Regions from separate parts of the Mus musculus genome. Here all the other regions are linked to region 4. Evidence: chromatin loops called from intact Hi-C (ENCODE). Cell type or tissue: left cerebral cortex. All regions are shown on one strand.

Evidence for each region. Peaks named below come from ENCODE experiments on the same cell type or tissue, not always from the same donor. Only the 100,000 strongest peaks of a DNase experiment are listed, where the experiment ranks them.
Region 1: it touches region 4 in a loop (4-fold over the local background); 3 of 42 quality-filtered maps call a loop at or near these places.
Region 2: a loop joins it to region 4, with 5 times the contacts of the local background. A loop is called at or near these places in 4 of 42 quality-filtered maps.
Region 3: a loop joins it to region 4, with 5 times the contacts of the local background. A loop is called at or near these places in 3 of 42 quality-filtered maps.

What each region holds. Positions count from the first base shown.
Region 1 is chr8:10,523,767-10,528,766 of GRCm38, reverse strand. All of the region lies in intron 27 of Myo16 (myosin XVI), which reads right to left. Among named protein-coding and RNA genes, the nearest start is that of Gm51561, 96 kb to the right of the region's middle. In left cerebral cortex, no CTCF peak of the experiment used is centred here; DNase peaks (open chromatin) are centred at 334, 1,058, 1,949, 2,905 and 1 more place; H3K27ac peaks cover 2,192 bases.
Region 2 is chr8:10,536,484-10,541,483 of GRCm38, reverse strand. All of the region lies in intron 28 of Myo16 (myosin XVI), which reads right to left. Among named protein-coding and RNA genes, the nearest start is that of Gm51561, 110 kb to the right of the region's middle. In left cerebral cortex, no CTCF peak of the experiment used is centred here; DNase peaks (open chromatin) are centred at 1,622 and 2,951; H3K27ac peaks cover 1,199 bases.
Region 3 is chr8:10,543,423-10,548,422 of GRCm38, reverse strand. The region is part of intron 28 of Myo16 (myosin XVI); the gene reads right to left. Among named protein-coding and RNA genes, the nearest start is that of Gm51561, 120 kb to the right of the region's middle. In left cerebral cortex, a CTCF peak has its summit at 2,372; DNase peaks (open chromatin) are centred at 1,720, 2,325, 3,157, 3,746 and 2 more places; H3K27ac peaks cover 3,582 bases.
Region 4 is chr8:10,472,372-10,477,371 of GRCm38, reverse strand. Myo16 (myosin XVI) reads right to left here. Exons shown (of 35, transcript NM_001319151.1): 22 at 2,596-2,748; 23 at 1,184-1,384. Among named protein-coding and RNA genes, the nearest start is that of Gm51561, 45 kb to the right of the region's middle. In left cerebral cortex, a CTCF peak has its summit at 2,439; DNase peaks (open chromatin) are centred at 2,689, 4,262 and 4,770; H3K27ac peaks cover 2,759 bases.

The sequences.
Region 1 (5,000 bases), 51 kb before region 4:
CTGGTTTATGAAGGCTGCATTTGGCTCCCTCCATGGACTTGCCTGGATGCTGGCTTTGCTCCTGTGTTCTTGCTCACAGTAAACATCGCACAGGTGCAGAGGGTGATCTTCTATCTCCTTCCCAGCAGTCACAGGGCTGAGCACAGCTGCCTAGCAACAGATTTGCCGTGCACCATGAAAACAGCAGAGAGGAGAATGGGAGGGGGTGCAGGTAGGCTTGAATATTGCCACATGGAGAATGGGGGTCAAATCCAGCGCCGCGGCCAGCATTGACTATTTTCACATAAGGAGAAGATGTGAAAACAAAGATGGAGTTGTACCAGCATCCTGCATGGAGCCCTCCTTCCCGTGGCTTTGGTGAACCACCCACCTGCCACGAGGCAGCTCAGGCTGTCTCTCTATGAGCAGTGCATACTGCCACCTACACAAGGGCCTTCTGCACCTAGTTCTCCTGTGTCGCCATTTTCATTCTGCGTTCCTGTGGCCTCATTGTGTATGCAGAGACTGAATTTCTGTGTCTCCTCTCATCCCACGGCCCTGTATGCCTTCATGGTCCCAGGAAGGTCAGCAGAGATAATGTTCCCACTACCTGCAAGGCTCCTGGAGTGTTGAGGTGTAAATTTGGCCTAAGTTTACTTTTGCCTTGAATGGGATCCACCTGAGTCCTATCCAACCTCAGGCCCAGAGAGTGTGTAGCTCCATCAAGAAAGAGAAAAGAAATCTGTGCCAGAAAGATGGTAACCCTTCTCCTTCCACCTTAGAAGCACGTGGAATTCTCAGGTAGAAGCATGAATACATTTTGTTTCTTCCCCTGAAAGTCATTCCATGCACTTCTTGGCTCATGAACAGTGGGGTCCTAGCAGAGGCCATGGAGTGTGTGAATTAGGCTGTTGGATGCAGGCAGCCATGGGGTGTGTGAACAGTCTCCCCAGACACGCTCAGAAAGAGTGAGCTTCTAATACAACCACAGGCTGTGTGGTGGGGCCTGGGTGGCACCTTCAGCAAGTGATTCCCTGGAGTTGAAAGGAAGCAGGGAGGGAGAGATGCAGGGGTTGAGGAAGATAAGAGAAGAACAGCAGAGTGACTGTAAAATCCAGGATCCATCTCAAGTGTTGCAAGTCATCTTGGGTCCTCATGTGGTTCTTCACAATCTAAGGATGCATTTAGAGAGGCAGTAAAAACAGAGGCAGGTTCTGGCAGAACCACCTACTGAATCTAGTTGTGGTCCTTGACTAAATGTAGACCCTGCTTAGGAGGGAGGTGGGAGAAGACAGAACTCGCATCTTTCAGCTTTGTGCTTGGAAGAATAGAGACAACCAATAAGGAAGGAAAAATGTATAAATGAAGAATATTAATGACATATTAACTCCACATCTCCATGTTCTTCCCTCAAAATCCAAGTAGGAGATCAAAGCCATTTATTTTCCTCATCCCCTTGTGGTAGGGACTGCTCTATCGTTAACCCAAGTGCCAACCTGGTCATGTTAGGCACTTGTTAAATGGAACAGAACTTTTGGGATGAGATTTGGCCATACTCACACCCTGTTGTCAGAAGCCCAGAGGGGTTGAAAGGGATTTGCTGCATCTCAGAGGACATGCACTGGACCAGAATGTGTCCCCATCTTCCTTCAGTGTGTACTGTCAGGTTCTCTCCCCCAGGTGCCTTCGTTCAGGTACTGACCCTGACCTGTACACAAGGACGGTCTGCGAAGATGATACTCATGACTGGCCACATGCTACACACATCCACATCCATTCTGGCCATTATGCCCACTCATGGCAAGATGCCTGAACATACAACTTTAACCTTATCCTGTGTAATCATGACCTACATGGAACCAAACCCAGGGTTTCTCACCCTGCACAAATGGGAGCTGAATAGTAAAGAATGATGCTGTTATATTTCAGACACTGGAACAGGAAATGCCCTTACGCACACAGTGAACAGCTTTAGACCATCTGCCACCAGTTTCCATGACGACGCTCTTAAGCTCTGTGCTGAACCTGTTATCTTGGTTTCGTGAAACAACAACATTTGACTCATCCAGAAATGAATGAAGGACTGGTTAGATGCCTCAGATGGTCAAGTAAAGGCACCGGAAGCCAAGCCTAAAGACTTGAGTTCAATGCCTTGGTTCCACACAGAGGAAGAAGAGAATCAATTCCCACAAGTTTTCCTGTCTTTCATGCATATATTGGCACACACGCGCACACACACACACACTATAGATAAATAAATTAATGAATATAAAAAAATGATTGAAATGTTCACTGATAAAGGAAACCAGAAAAGGAAGGAGGGAGGGAAGGACGGAAGGAGGGAGGGAGGGAAGGAAGGAGGGAGGGAAGGAAGGAAGGAGGGAGGGAGGGAAGGAAGGAAGGAAGGAAGGAAGGAAGGAAGGAAGAGAGGGAGGAAGGAAGGAGAGAGGGAGGGAGGGAAGGAAGGAGGGAGGGAGGGAGGGAAGGAGGAAAGAAGACAGGGAAGGAGAAAGGAAAGGAGAGAGGAAGGAGGGAGGGAGAAATGAGAAAGGCATAAGATGAGGTATATCACTCCTTTCATGACTTCAGCAGCCTTGCAACAGACAAAGTTTGTTTCAGCCAGGTCCGGCCCCGCCCCTGAGGTAGCCGCAGGGTATGCATCCTTCACCCCTCCCCCATGAGTTCTAGCTGAGGGACTGTCTAAAGTGTGCCTCTCTTGGGATGGTATGATGGACTGGAATGGAATATCGGTCTTCACAGAAGTCGGTCCTGCTGCCTTGTGCCCAGCAGTGCTTTCCAGGGGATGCTAAGCATAGCCAGTTTTGTGCAGTCAGTTTGACAGCTTTATTTCTTTATCCTCGGTGCATTTTGTGATTTGCTGGCTGAGCCATAGCTTGTGTGTGTCAGGTACAAGAACAGCCTGTCTAGTTGAGCTGAAAAGAACAGATGTTCTCTTGTTTAAGCCCAAATGAGAGACCTCTTGAAACTATGCAGTTTAGATGCAATTACCCCATTTCTAAGACAATTTGCTCCTTAATCTAATATTCACCAGGGCCGCTCTGACCTGTTTCTGAGCAGGAGCAGGAGGCTCATGCAGGTACACGGGCTTACCAGGACATTTGTTATTCTGCTGTTTTTTTTCCTCTGCAGACCAGACAGGGATGTTCTTGAAAATGGCTGAAAAGTTTTGTGGCGACAGGTGGTGAATGCAAAAATTACATCATTTAAAGAAGTGCATGACTGGTACTATCACATTCAGTAAATCATTAAGAAGTTCAGTGTGAAATGACGATTTTCTGCAGAGCCGAGTGGCACGGAGATCGGAGATGCCGAGATCGGCTCTGACTATTTCAATTGCCTAACAGACGCCCCCTCCCCCCAACCTTGGACATCCATGCTTCGAGTGAGTGCTGAATTGAGACTGTGGTTTCTGTTCGAGAACTGAACAATGCTCACTGTGAAAACTACTGATTTTAAAAAGCACATAGCAAATACTCACAAAGTAAAAACCAACATTTATACCATGAGGCATCAAGTAGTAGGGAAGCCATCTTGCTATCTTAAAAGGCAATGTTAATATGAGAAAGTGAGGTCTAAGTTTCCTTCTCTGGGACCATTCAGTCACCAAAGATTGCTTTGGCCTCACATAGCAGTAATGAGAGACCTTCAGCCATATTAAGAATCTGAACCCAGGATGCTTTGTCAGAAAATAGCAAATCACAGTCATACTATCTTTTGATTGTTTGTTCTTAGGGCTTGTAAACATGGGCAGAAAGGTCTAAAGGACAAAAGCTGGAGATATTTTAAATACCTTAGGAATGTAACTATATCACGGTTCACAGATAGGCACAAATACCTGGAGGGAAGGTTTCTGCATATATGTGTGTTTGTGAGTGTGGGACTGGGACACGTACATGTTCAATGTGAGTGAAGACTGGAGGAGAATCAAAGCCATTAACTTTCCCCACATGATACAGGGTCTCTCACTGAAGTCTACGTCAGGCCAGGCTGACTTGCAGGCAAGCCCTGGGGTCCTCCTCTTTCTACCTCTCCAATACCAATACCGGGATTAATAATGCATATCATACCCAGCCTTTTATAATATGGGTTCCGGAGATGGAATTTGGGCCCTCAGGCCTGGGAGACAAGTACTTTAAACTGGTTGAGCCAACTCCTCAGCGCTTAAATGGAAGTCTTAATCAAAAGAAAAATACTAAAAGTGACACTTAGGACCCTGAAGGAATTAATATATAAGAAGTTTGGATGCTCATTCCACAACCCCACCTCTTCGTCAAGCCTAAAAGCCTACCCCTGTTGCTACTGTTTCTTCTTTGAATAATTATTCCTCAAGACTAAAACTCCTTAGGGTTACAAATAACAGTGAGTAAGGGCTGTCCTACTCGGGTGTTTTTCAGCTGAAAGCTGAGTCTCCAGGGCCCTCTGGGAGTTAAAGAGCACTGTGGAGGTGTGAGTTTGATTGCTTTTGACTAGCCCTGTGGAGGTGTGAGTTTGATTGCTTTTGACTAGATCCTTTCACAGATCTTTCACAGAGAACTTGAGCTGTGGAAGAGCTATGAAGGACAAGTAAGCCCCATCCCAGCAATGGGCATGACGTCTTCCCTGGGCAGGGCCAATAGATCCTGTCAACAGCAAATAAAAACCTTTATAAGTTACATTTTCATTTGACCTGGCATACATATCTCATGTGTTTCCCTTTTGCAAAAATGTTGAGATGTATTTCTTACCTACTCCTATGTCAGTCATGATTCTAACTGGTTAATGGGAATGGAGACCCAACACGAGAGGGAGAGGCAGTCAGACAACATTCAACATTCAGGTTGCCCTGTCAGAACACCTTGCTGCTCCTGCCAGCAAGCTTCTCTGTTTCATGTACAGAGTCCTTCATCAAAATACCCCAGATCTATGGAGCAAAGAGCCTTTCCTAAGTCAAGTTAGTAACAGCATTCCAGGGTAGTCCCCCCCACCCCATCACACTATTCTGCCCCCCAAAACTTGGTGTT
Region 2 (5,000 bases), 64 kb before region 4:
TTCTATTTAATGCTATGGTAAATGCTCCTCTTGCTGTTCTCAGCACAGCTCCGGTGAAGACTTTGGAATCATGTATCTCAGACACAGATGAAATGTGGGCCATTCTGTCAAAATCGCGTTAAGAAGTCGGTGACAGAGAAAGGATGACTGTAGAAGTGTTTTGTTGTGGTTAGTGAACACGCACAGGTGGAAATGTGTGCTCAATCCCCATCAGAGAAGTCTTTGTGCAGTGAGCAGTGGTTAACACAAAGTCACTGCAGCTCAGCCACGCCCCTCCAGACCACGTCCCTGAGGCCATGCCCCTGTGGACCATGCCTGCCCCTCTGGATAACACCTTTCTGGACCACACCCTTTTGGATAACACCTCTCTAGATCACACCCCCTGGATCACACCCCCCTGGACCACGCCCCTCTGGATCATATCCTTCTGCATAACACCCGTCTAGATTACACCCCTCTAGACCATGCCTCTCTGGGTCACACTTTCTGGATCACATGTCTCTGGTCATGCCCTTTTCGGACCACGCCCCTGCCTGAGGCTTAGGGACCATCATAGAAGAAGAAGAAGAGAGAGTACTGTGAGAGTCATATGTCTCCTGAGCATGATAGTACTCAAAAACTCACGCAGCTGTGGTTGCCTATACAATACGTGCACAATACCAAGCTAGTCACCAAGCCAGTCACCATGCCAGCATGGCACAAGAACCCTCATATCTGAGAGGTCAACTGTCAATGGCCTCTGGAGATGGAACACTGCTTTCCTTAAGGGTTCGGCCCTAAACACATAAGGATATGGTTATAGCAAGCTGAAATCAATGGACAAAAAGTTTGATTAGGGTGAGGTCTGGGAGAATTGGTGGTATCTGAGAGAGTCAGGGAGGAGAAATTTGTGTGAGTATGATCAAATATGTTTTATATGTATATATATGTATATATGTGTGTATGTACATATATATATATGTATATATATTTGAAATTCCTAAAATATTAATGTTATAGTAAACATTTTAAAATGACTTAAGGATTTAGTTTCTATGAATGAACTTTATTGCTTCTTGTAGTTTCTCAGTCTCTGTCTCTCTGTGTCTCTCCCTATCTTACAGATGTACAGAGAAAGAGAGACAGACAGACACACACACACTCTCAAACACACCCTCGACAGACAGACAGACAGACAGACAGACAGACAGACACACACACACACACACACACACACACACACACACACACACAGAATGATGTCCCATGCACAGGCAGTTGAGATGAAGGTGAAGTTCCCATTGCACTTCTTGTTTCAGTCTGCACGATATTGCAGAGGGACCTCAGGAGCATCCTGTCTCCAATTTATTTTCCAATCACTAGATGACACAGTGCCTCTGAGGTTGGACTCTAAAATCATTACTGCCTCTGGGAACAACATCCCGGGACCTATTTCCAAGGCTGCAGTGGATGTCCCTCTTCTTCCCTCCTTTCTTCCACCCAAACTGGCAGAAATCAGCAGAAAAACATTCCCTTCATGTCTGTTTGTTTGACAGTGTTCTGAGAGGGAACAAGGCCACGCCCAACCCGACTCCCTGTGGCTCTCAGTGCCTGTTCTGCAGTGCCTGGCATCCCAGAACACTCCAACAGATCTGCTTCTCCACCCTCCATCCCTCCAGATGGCAGAGAAATGAATATAGCATTCAAATAACAACACAGAAGAAAGCACCCTATAACCAGTTGATGCATATAAAATGTGTGAAAATCAGATTATACCGCTTATTTTGTCACTTAGAATTAGTTTCAGAGGTTTTCATTTTACAGAAATGAAAGAGCAAGGAAAACAAGATTATTCCTGGGGGGGGGGGGCTAATGTCTGCTGGTGGGGCATCTCCCAGAGGTGTATATCTATTTGGTTACATCAAATTTATCTCAAAGTAACACTGAATGAAAAGTGAACATATTGCAACAAATAAAATGCAATAATAAATAATTATATTTCAAATCATGGATGGTTCAATGTCTGGTTTAAAACTATGACCTAAGTCTATTTGCATTTACCTCTCACACAAATAAGCAATTCATGAACTCTGTTTAGTAAAGAAAAATACATCTTGTGAGAAGAAAACAAAGTTTGGAGACAGTCATGAAGATTCTACTCAAAGACTATTTCTACTAACTTCCATTCCTCTTAGCAAAGACACTGGTACTCACAGTCTGCCTTGCAAATAAGGGTGTGTCTCTGACTAGCTACACACACACACACACACACACACACACACACACACACACACACACATGCATGCATATATATACACACACAAATATTTAAGAGTTATTTTATGTGTGTATATGTGCCCTGAGTGTGTGTGTGTGTGTGTGTGTGTGTGTGTGTGTGTATGTATGTATGTATGTTTGGTACACCACACATGGGCAGTGCCCATGGAAACTTAAAGAGTGTGTCAGAGGCCCTGGAGCTGGAGTTATAGGAGCCTGTGTTCTGCCTGATGTAGGTGTTAGAAGATAAACCTGATTCTTCTGCAAGAGCAGCAAGTGCTCTTAGATATTGTGGCTCCATAGTTTATATATACATATATATACACACACATATATATACACACATGTATATATATAGTGTGTGTTTGTGTATGCGTATGTATATGTATTTGACTTTATTATTTATTTAATGTCCTTAGCATTTGCCTGCATATGAGTCTGGGTACCACTGGCTTGTCTGACTCCCACAGGGATGAGAGGAAGACACTGGATGCCTGAAAATGGAGTTAGAGACGTTCATGAGCTGCCCTGTGGGTGAGGGGACTTGAAACCAAATCCTCTGGAAAGCAGCAAGTGCTCTTAACCGATGAGCTGTCTCTCAGCCCCCAGTTCCTGGTGTTTTAAACATGATGTTCTGTGTTAAACATGAATAGGAAACCACCAACAAGAAGGTTTCCTCCCACTATGTCCTGATTTTCTTCCTCTTTCTTTGAAATAAAGCCACATTATGTAAGGGTAGTGATTCTGAGTATTCAGAGGACAGTACCGTGTGGGAATTTGCCAGAACCGGTATTTACCAGCTCAAGCTGTAAAAGAAAGCTGAGCTCATCTGTCGCAGTAAGAGGATGCATGTGTGAGAGTCACAATGGGAAGTACAGATGGGAAAGTCAGGACCCGTGAAGCCACCTATAGCTTTTACAGAGATTCTCAGCAAAATCTGGCCTTATTTGGAATATTTTATGCCTAACCTGCACATAGGCTACTTTATGCATTGTGTGGTCATTTTCCAGCACAGACTTGATGGATCAATATATTTCTTATAAGCATAGACATAGCAAAATCCCACTTGGCTCCCCTCTAAGACATAACAAGTACTAGTTTTCTGTTGTGACTCAATTTGACAATTCACAGTTGCATGTCTACATGAAGTACCCAGCGCGTATCAATGATAGTTTCTTATTCTCAGAACTGTGATCCTAGGTCCAATTGGAATGCTCAGGTAAAAGCTGAGTGCTACTGCATGGATGATGCTCTGGGCACAGAGGACGCCTTCAGAGCCAGCCTGCAACAGGAAGTGGTACTAGGTCTTCCCTCGTCTGCCCAGTGAACTAAAACACAGAAAGACACTGGCTGCAAGGGGTAGACTGCTCAATGATATAGGAATATGGAAGTACCTGAGATCAAAGCTCTATAATGAAGCACAATCTGTCCCTTTCAAGTTCTGAAGCCTGGACAAAATGACTTCGCAGGGCTGTCATGTAAAGCAGATATCAAGCCAAATGCAAGAAGAAGGTTGAGGCAGACTCTAGGTTGATTTCAGCGAAGGTGAGGTGAATAGGAACTAGATCCCCTGATTCAGGAAAGATGCTGATACAGCAGCCAATCTCTGGGGACCAGCATCCTCACTTCTACACTGTGGTTACTTTCTTCTTCTCCACAGAGAGGCTATTAGGCTAAAAGTCAATAAAATGGAGAAAGTGCTGAGTGGTCACCTCACAACACACAGACGAAGCGGACTGGCTATTCGCCCCAAACTCCCCATGTCCTGACAACCATCCAATGACATTGAACAAGCCATGTGTTTGTCCTCACCTAACTTCACACACCCCCTCACCCACTTCTATCCATCCTCACTCTATCTTCACCTTCTTCCTCCATTTCTCTCTCAATGGGGAAAAAAAAAACCCTAACAGCTCCCAAGATCTGACGCCTCTAATCAGGAGGAGGCTTGGGTGCTCATGTGCTTCTGTGAGAAAGCAGACACAGGAACCATGAAGCTGCCATCCCGCTCTGAAGACTTATGGTTGACTGTGCCAGGTCTGATCGATGTTAAGGACAAATGGCAAAAGCCACCGTATCACTTGAGTGACAGTAAAAACTCATAGGGGCTGGAGGGATGGCTCAGTGGTTCAGAGTGCCTGGTACTTTTATAGTGGACACAGAGGTGTGTCTCCCAGTGCTCACATCAGGTGACACTCAACTGCAGGTAGCTCTGACCTGACACGTCCTCCTGGCCTCTGCAGCTCAGTGGCATGTGCAATTAGGCACACATAATGCACATAAACTTTAAAATAAAAAGTGATATTATAGTAAAGAGAGTTGAATTCCTAGCTAACCCCTTGCATGGGTTCCTGGGATGTAAAAGTGACTCGACTCGTCTGCTCTCTAGTGCTCCTTGTAATGATGTGGGGAAATAAGCATTAATTTAACATTGACCAGTTAGTGTCCAATGCTGAATGTCACTGCTCTGTGCCTTCGCAGTGTGGGAGCCATGCTTCAGGTGCAGAAGTTGCCCATTGCTGTCCTGGCTCCTCTGTCATGCAGCCCCTTACTAAATGCTACTTAATTTCTGAACTGATTCACAGCCCAGAATAGAATCAATGGTGGAACCTCTTGTAGCAGCAGTACATTTTTCTTTCTTTCTTTCTTTCTTTCTTTCTTTCTTTCTTTCTTTCTTTCTTTCTTTCTGATTTATTTATTGTTATATGTAAATTCCCTGTAGCTATCTTCAGACACACCAGAAG
Region 3 (5,000 bases), 71 kb before region 4:
CCTGGTCCCACCTCCCCTGCACGGCTATTTCTCACTAGCTAGTCACAAAGAGGGTTTGGAGTCACAGTGTTTTTATCTGAGACAAAAATGCTCACGTCGCTCTGACCGCTGTAAGAGCAAGACGTCTGTGAGTCACACCATCAGGAGGCTCCTCAGGAAGACATTAGGATATTTTTGCTTTGAAGTGACAGATTTTAGAGGATTAAACAAGATTGTCATTGATGACTTCCAAAGCTCCCATTATTGTTCCAGTTCTCAGGAACTTTTTCAGAAATGTGGGCTGTGGAGGCAGACAAACACAGGAACAGTGGTGTGGGTGGTATGGGGGCTGTATTAGAATGGAGGTAACGAGGGATCTTGTGAAACTCTCCTTGTTCTTTGAGGGCAATTTTAGGAGCACTGTGTGTTTCTGGCAGTTCTTTGTAATAAATCTAATGAGGGAAAATATATAACTAGAAAAAATGTAAAATAAATAACTGGGACAATTCATGTGAGTCACGCTTTTCTCTGCCATGATGAAGTAAAGAAAGATGAGCATGGAGCTAGTCTTACAGTATAGGAAGCAGTATCATCCTTTGAATGTTCATGCATTCCTGTGAACTTGAAAAAGACAAATCGTACCAGGACAGGGAAGTGGGAGTGGGTGGGTTGGTGAGCAGGGGAACAGGAGATAGGATAGGGCGGTTTTTGGAGGGGAAACCACATAAGGGGATAACATTTGAAATGTAAATAAAGAAAATATCTAATAAAAAAAGGAAATGAAAAAGACAAATCCATTGTCTGAATCCCAACGTGAACCAATTTAACTCACTTCCTGCACTTGACAACACAGTGAATAACCGCTTCTTCTGTGGGTAAGTTAAAGAAGAATGTTAGGTTCCTGTGTCTCTGCTTGACCAAGAGAAAGGGTGTGTGAGTTAAAGGATGCAGGAAGGGTTCTGGCTACACACAGGTGGAATGGGAAAGTTGTTTATAAATGACACTATGAAGGGAAATGTGTCTCCAGAGGGGATAATAGGAGCCACTGTATACAGACCACAAGAGGGACTGTCCATACATCATGCAGGCTCAGCCAGCAGACCTCATCTAGTTGAACTTCTGTATTTCACATGGTCTAGGAGAGGAGGAGACGGATGATGGACAGAACTGGTGGCAGAGAGGTGATTAATCTGGGCTTTCTGGGCTCCAGGGTAAACCACTAAACCACGGTCCAAAGTTTCAGTCTGCTTATTCATCCAGGTGGGTGTGGATCTACAGGTTGGGATGGAGCCTGTGACTTCATGTCTCTATCAGCTGGAGGTTGCCATGATGTGGGTCTGCTAACCGAATGCTATGTGCTCTGTTGTCAGCTTCTAGGTCACTCTTGAAGCTCTCCTTCTGCCACAGGCTCCTTGACCCCGTCCTCTGTCTGCCACCCCCATGTCAGTGTTGGCCATGGTCTTTGTCCTAGATTCTGTATCCTCATCGTTCTCACACGTCTGTACTCCTGATGACTCCTTTACTCTAAGCTTTTCACAGGTGACTCTTACATCTACAGGTTGTTGGAATGGCAGAGTCCAGGCCTAGGGGACTTGTTGCCAAAGGTTCACAGTGTATTTCACGTTTCTAGACAGGAGTCTCCTACATTTTCCTCTTCTGGCATTGAGTTCATCTCCTATACGCCCACCTCAGTGAGTGAAAGGACCACGTTACGGATGTCCCTGAAGAACCTCCATCCCAAGATATATACACACACGTCATTTCTCCCACACAGTTTCCATCCATGCACGCAGGCTGCTCCTTTCTAGGTCTAGCAGACACACCATCAACAACTTATTCCCGAAGACAGAAGCACAAGGTGTAACCAAGCTCATCTACAGCTTTCCTCTAGGTCCTGTTTAATGGCTGATAGTTAGAAAAGTTCGATGACTTAAATAATTCATTGAAAACTATTAACTATTTCATAGGTGTTTAAACTATGTGTTTTATTCTATTTATAGAACATGTATAATGTGGTTCAAGAACAAAGACAACACATCTCACATTCCCAGGGCCGTTCTTTCTAGCAGGGGATGACTGTGACCCAAGTCCTCCACCTAAGTCTGTCCCAATTCCCAGCCTGTTCTTGGAGTCAACTTGAATACTACCTTTTTTTAATACTCTTGAATGCTCTTGAATACTACTTTGAACTTACTCATCTCTTGGAAACTTTGGTGGCTCCAGGTAGGCAGCAATCCAACATGTAAACCCTTGGATTTGCCTTCAGAGCCCTCGGCAGCATGGTTCTTTCTTTCTAAGAGAGAGCCCTTTTTCCTCCTGAGAGAGAGAGGCTATTACTGTCATTTCAGCTTCCTACTCACTCTCTGAAGCAGAAAGCTGATGCGAGGAATCTTTATATACCAGCAGGGGCGGATGCTTAGACACATGGTCCTTAGTGAGTGATTCACTGCTTTTGTGAGCATTGTGTTCAGTAACATCTCTTTATTTCAATGTCTATAATAATTGAAGTATGCTATTTGTATAGATTATATTTTAATGAGAAATACCTTATTGGAGATGAGTTTCTTTGCTTCAAACAAAACATTTAATTTTCATTATTGACAATCCTACCCAACCTTTAAAGCTTCTAATTTTCCTTGATCTAAAACTATCCACTATTTTAATAACTGCTTTATGTTTGTGATATGATCAAAATACAGTTGCATTAAAAGTGGTCATCTGCTTTTACTGAGATGTTAAGATTCCAGAAAGTGTCCTGGTATCGTCTGAAGGCCCCATCAATGTCAACTTGATCCTGGCTTAAACATATTGCTCCTCTGTGCTGATGCAAACAGTAGGCTCTCTCTTCTCCATCTCCCTCTGTCTGCAGAGGCCCCCAGTTGGGTTTGTTATTTTTCCTGCAGATCTGAGAATGTCATTGTGCTCCTGTAAAATACTGTTCTATTTTTACTATGCAAAGCAGTTTCTGTGCCCACCAGGTCAACTCTTCCCATCAGAAACGTTCTCCAAAGCCAAGACCTTTTCGTGTGCCATAAAGAGTCCACACTGTGTGCTGGTACCTGTCTCTCTCTAAACCTTACAACTCATTGGGCACTGCGAACATCCCAATGTTCCCATTTCAGTTTTTTCTGGCTTTCTTTCCCCTGTAGCACAAGGGTACTTTGCTTGTAAAATCTTCCCAGCTGTCCTACATAGTCATCCACCATTTCTCACCTATATACCCCCCCACACACACTCATGCATGCACAAATCCACTGTTTTGTGGTCATTTCTAGGACCACCTGATAAGTAGAATGTGGTCAATAGCTTGCAGATGCTTAGACAAGCAACTGTTCTCAACTCTCTTCTCTCCAGGCTGAATTCTCATGGTTTTCTTCCTTAATGCTTTGCTTGGCTCTATTGAAGGACAGCCACTATTTTCATAATACATATGAATATATATTAATTATACTATGAAAAGCTCAACATATTACATTTTGTAGCTTTGGAAACCTACTAAACAGAAATGTTTTTATGTACAGTCTGGTTTTGAATGTCTGAATGTACTTTGAAACATGCTCAAGGATAAATTTATACAAAACGCAAGCTCTCTTTGTTATAAATAGATTGCTCTTGAAGTTTCACTCCAACGTAGAAAAGATAATCACAACTACACACTTCTGACAGGGTAGTATATAGTGTGGTATCTGAAGAAGATAGTTTGGCTTGAATTACATGTGATTATGTGTTAGACCAAATTAGTTGCTCTCACCTAGGACAGAATAGTCTGCAGAACAGGCAGTGATGAACTGAACTACTGTTTTGAGCCCACTAGTGGATTAGTCACCTTGTGAGCCTATTTATTATTATTTCATTATGTAAATTGTATCAATATAGCAAGAATGCTCATGAAGGTATCCCATTCCTAAAGGCATAGACCAACAGGAGCCAGGCAAGACCATGCACCCCAAACAGCAGAGGACAGTGCACTAGATCCAGTGTTTTTTGGGGAGCATGTTTGACTTTCCAAACACAGGCTTAAATGGCATGGGTAATGTTCACCTCCCCGGAGGAAGGTGTGAGCCATGGTCAAAAGAAGCTAGTATGGCGCCCCAGTGGGGACAATACTAAAGCCACCATAGTCACTTGGCTGGTGCCCCAGTGGGGGCAGCACTAAAACCACTGCCATCACTGGGCTATGTGTACACCCATGTGAACCTGTTCTCAGTATCTGCCATGGTTCTGCCACACTGGGTTCTGATGCTTGGCTCATTTTCTAAAAATACAAATATCATTGGCACTTCTTCCTGGCCTCTGACCTTATATTGTTCACCACAATTTTAGAGATTCAAAACTATTTACATTTTTTTTCGAGACAGGGTTTCTCTGTATAGCCCTGGCTGTCCTAGAACTCACTTTGTAGACCAGGCTGGCCTCAAACTCAGAAATCCGTCTGCCTCTGCCTCCCAAGTGCTGGGATTAAAGGTGTGTGCCACCACACCCAGCTTTACATTGTTTTCTTATTTCCCTTCAACATATCAGGTTGCATGTTAATTGTGACTTTTTTTTTTTTTTGAGTTATCATAGTCTCTGCTGTCTTTTGGGGTGTCACTTGTGATTTCTTTTTTAAACCCAGTTTACACTTGTTAAGGTCCACGCATGTTCCTGAACTCCACTGATATGCTGATATTCAGGACTCCATCTTATGCCTGTAACTTTATAAGTGTGCATATTACAGGTGTAGAATGCGGCCTCTTGCTCCCTGTACTCCCATACCTGCCCCTTCTTCCCAACCTCTGCTGTTCCTCCACTGGCCTATGGCACAAGCACTGCTCTGCTTGCTGGTGTCTCAGATCTATTCTTGTTGCCACATAAACACATCGAAAGCATAAGTCAAATCACATCACTAGCTTCCTCTCTTAGTCAGGGTTTCTATTCCTGCATAAAACATCCTGACCAAGAAGCAAGTTGGAGAGAAAAGGATTTATTCAGCTTACACTTCCACATTGCTGTTCATCACCAAAGGAAGTCAGGGCTGGAAC
Region 4 (5,000 bases):
CCTCTGGAGAAGTCTATATACTTTTATGAGCAAAATAATTGCATCCTTACATAGCATTATGCTGACAGCTCTAGAATATTAAGTTTGTTACTTCTGCTGTCATCTGACTGTTAGCTGTGTGCTATTCCCAGCTCATCTCTTTTGATGGACAGCAGCATCTCAGTAAACATGGGAAGAGATCAAATGGGATACTTCACAAGTCCCTCATTTTCACTAAGTGGTAGCTCAAGGTGTGGGTGTGAGTGTGTCTGTGTGTGTGTCTCTCTGTGTCTCTCTTTGTGTGTGTGGTTGTCTTTGTGTGTGTCTGCCTATGTCTGTGTGCATGTATGTGTCTGCCTGTGTGTATATGTATGTGTGATTGCCTGTGTGTGTGTGTCTGCCTGTGTCTGTGTGCATGTATGTGTCTGCCTCTGTGTGTGTGTTTATAATCCTAAAGTAGAAGGCATCAATAATAAACAAGAGTTGAGTAGAGAAGAACAGAGATCATTTAATTGAGAGGTGGTAAATGTGTTGTTAAGTAGGCTGGAAGGATGTTTCTACTCTACCTGGAAAAGGAGTTTATGAGAGTGAAAAGGACCCAAGACAACTATGAGGATTAGAACACCCATCCTGAAGAGATGACTTATGTCAGAGAGTTATGGCGGGTAAATCACGGGGCAAAGGTGCACTCACTTGGAGCATTCTAACATTAGATGGCAAAGAAGTGTGGGGACACCCCTACAGGCGTGGATTAGACTCTGAATGGAGAAACCAGTTTTACAAACCCAACTAAAACACTGGGAAAGTTGGAGGGCTTGCTTTCTTAGGCTCTAAGAGAAAGACAACAATACTAAGCTCACATTCAGGCCAAGCATATTCAGAAACCCAAAGTTTATATAAGAAACCTATCCCCAAAATGTGGAGTAAAGCTATTTATGATAAGCCCAAGGCTCTTCCACTCACGCTAATTGAAGTCTCCACACACAGTGAGATAACTCCCCTGCTCAGCACACACTGCTCTGGGATATGAACTCACACTCAAAGCGAAGGCAAGCAATCTGCAAACTTTAATGACTGCAGGCTGTTCATGTGGCCTTTGAATGTGGAATAGTAACACATCCTGGAACCATGTGCTCTGACACTCCCTCCCCTTTGGTGCATCAGTCCACAGGGCACACCTTGTGGGCCGTCGCCGTCCACTCACCCTTCCTGCGTAGTGCATGACAGTGAAGGCCGCACCTTGACCTTTGAAAGCAACATTTCCATTGCCGTCCTTCACAGGGGAGTAGACTGCATTTGTGTTTGAGGATTCCAGGAGACCCTGCAGCTTTCTGGGGAGGTTTGGCTCCCCTGACCAAATCACTTGACTCTCCTCATCCAGTAAGGAGAAGAATCCTGATGGTTTCTGAAAGTCAGCAAAGGTCAAACGTTTTCTTCTGTTGCTCCACTTGGCATCCTTGACATACGCTCTCCAATTTTATTATATTCACACAGCTAACCAGAATGGGAGTGCCTTGACTTTTAACACATGTCTATGATTGCCCACGGATGCACTCTGCCACCTTGGATCTCTCATATATAACTCTTATCCTGACAACTGGGTAGCAGGAATTAGATCCCTCTGCTACAGTGTTAGGAAAACACAAATGGTTTTAGAGAAATATACAATTGTAGAGACAGAAGGTGGAAAGTGCTACTACAAGCTTTCAAAAAAACCTAGATGGTGCCTATTTGAAATACTAGTCAAGCATTTAGAAGTGATGGGTGACTTCAAACAGCATCCTATAATAGGAAACAGAAGTTACTGTTGACATGCTTGATAAAACATGCTCTCACATATATTTATTATCTCCCCCTACCATGTGTGTGTCTCTGTGTGTGTTCAAGTGTGTGTACATGTGCCTGTCCACCTGTTTGCACACCAGGGCATTCATATGCAGGTCTGAGGGTGACTTGCAAGAGTTGGCTGTTTCCTTCCTTCAGGTATGTCCAGGATGATAGGTGCCTTTACCACTAAGATATCTTGCTGCCTTACATAATAATAGAATTATAGAATTTATAGATACAATAAAGATAATGAGTCAAAAGCTTTTCAATGTACACAGAAACAATAAATATGGATATAAACATATGCTGATGCAATTAGGCCGAATTTTAATTAAAGATCAACTCAAAATCAAACTTTATATATACACATATATTTTTCTGCCAACATTTCAAAATTTAAATTTTAGGACCTTTAAGGACCAATGCACAACAAACAATGTATTTCATGGTCTCTCGGCCTATATCAGATTACAGAACTCATTTTGTGCTTTGGCCTCATGTAATCGGCTAATGAGACCTTTAGGTTTGATAAGTAAAATGGTGAATATCCTTATATGAGCAAGTTCTGATGTTTCTTGTCCTTTCAATGAAGTTGTGAGCTTTCCAACGCCCCTTCAGGCAAGGATAATTTGTGCTTCTCAAAAAATCTATTGGGGGATTATGAAGGCATTGCAGAATCTCATATACAAGGATACCTCACAAACAAGACCTTCAAAAAGAAAATTCTCTCTCTCCGGGGCACCTGAATGCAGGCATCCTGTTAAGTTTCTAATTATGTTATGTAAGTACCTGGAAGAAGAAATCCAAAACTCCAGCCTGGTTACCAGGAGAACAGGCAGTTTCCATGGCAACTCCCTCTTGTACACACTCTGTTTGCTCTTGTAGGAAAAGCACCTCTTGGATATAGTGGTGCATCTTTTCGTTGGTCAGGTTGACACAGAGCTGTTCAGGGAAGAAAACAATACAGTAGATAACACAGTCTGCTATGCAGAGCCACCTGCTAATGCTACAGCCCCCACCCCACCCCCAGTTGCACACAGATGGGGACATTCAGACTAAGTCTTCCATTTGCATGACTCATGGATCTTGCCCTGGAAGACAGCTTCGCTCAGTCACTTGTGAGGTCATATTGTCCCAATGTTCAGCATGAGGTGGGCATGTTAAATACAACAAATGTAACCACAGTGCCAACATGCAAACAAGTCTCGAGCACTCAAAAAAAGGAAAACCACTTCTAAAAGGAAGATGGATCAGGCTCTTGAGGACAACTGGAGAGAAATGCCTTTCTGCTGTGGGCTCCCAGGGAGAGGAGTGGGGCTCCTGTGTCCCCTGCTTCTGGTTACCTATTGGTTATAGGTGAAAGTAGACATAGATTTCCTCTACTAATTATATCCAGAGTAAGGGCTTTATGACACAAATAGTGTATTTAAATTGGAATATACCCTCCAATTACTCTCTTTCCAGAGAAAACAGAATGTTATCTTTTAGTCATAGGTCTTTTATTATTTCTTCTTCCATTAATTAATTTATTGATTGATTTTACATGCCAATCACAGTCCCTGCCTCCTCCCTGTTCCCCCTCATACAGCCCCTCCCTTAAGCTTTTGCTTTATCTTAAAATGTTTATATATTCCTCCACCATCTCCCCACCTCACACACAGTGCTTGGATCACACCAACCTCATTGAAAAGCGGTCAGGAGAGGCCAAAGCCCAAGACTGGGAGAATGTGCCCAAAGGGGAAGATGTCTGCCGGGTGTCACTGGAGGAGGAGGGTGGGTTCCAGGAACACAGCTGTTGAGAATTGAGCCTAACCCCAGTGTCTGCAGGAACTGGCCCTTACACCTGCCTTGCCCACATCATTCTTCCTGACTCCCTTCAGCTCCATCAGCCCCATCTCTGCTTTGCCTCCAGCCTACCTCCTGCAGGACCAAGCTGGTCAGTCTCCAGAGCCCCTTTTCTCCCCCATGTGCTCTCTGAGCAATCCTATAACTAAACTAATATTTTCTAGTGGTTCCATTTCAGGAGAAGGGACATTTCTCTTTTGTGCACTTAAGGTAAACACTTCATGCTAAAGTCTAATAATTTTATAGCAGCTACTATTTCCTAGTAACAAAATAACCTCAGTTTTCAGGGAATTCGACATTTTAAGTTGAGGAAACACAACAAGATATATTTTTGAAACAAAGTAGAATAACTTAAAATTTCAAATTCCCTTCTCTACTGGCTATTTTCATAAACATCTCTATCTTTTCATAATTAAAATGGAAGTGGCAAACATAAATGTTCTTTCCTCAGCAGGGATACATCATATGCAGACTTAACAGTTTCACAGAAAGAGCTTCTCTTCCAGAACCCCTGCTGGAGATTTGTACTCCAGGAAAGAAGCAAGCTCCCTAGTGAGGCTCTGATGGACAGGCAGAGCTTTGGTGAGGTAAGGCGAGGGGACAGGCCAGCTGGTCCCCACAGGTGAAGGTTTTACTGTGAGGCTCACATGTTCTGGCTGGTTTTCTGTGTCAACTTGACACAGCTGGATTTAGCACAGAGAAAGGAGCTTCAGCTGAGGAAATGCCTCCATGAGATCCAGCTGTGGGGCATTTTCTCAATTAGTGATCAAGAGGAGAGGGCCCATTGTGGGTAGTGCCATCCGTGGGCTGGTAGTCCTGGGTTCTATAAGAAAGCAAGCTGAGCAAACCAGGGGGAAGCAAGCCAGTAAGTAACATCCCTCCATGGCCTCTGCCTCAGCTCCTGCTTCCTGACCTGCTTGAGCTCCAGTCCTGACTTCCTTTGCTGATGTACAGCAGCAATGTGGGAAGTATAAGCTGAATAAACCCTTTCCTCCACACCTTGATTCTTGGTCATGATGTTTTGTGCAGGAATAGAAACCCTGACTGAGACACATGCTGAATGCATCCTCCCTTTGCCAGCTGGAAGGTTTCTCCCCATCCAGTTCTCTTTGCTGCAGTCACAGGGCAGAGTGACAGGTCCCATTTAGATCACCAATCTCTGCTTCAGTTGCATCTTCAGCCGTCTGCACAGTCATCTGGTCTGACCGTTCTTATGCAAGAGAATCGATCACACCAAATGTGTGCTTATCTAAGAAGCTTGGTGCTTTAAATCTCAGAAACTCCCAGCTTTCCACATATCCTATGAAATACAGTTTTTGAGGAGTAGAGGAGAGATGTTCTAGAGAGCT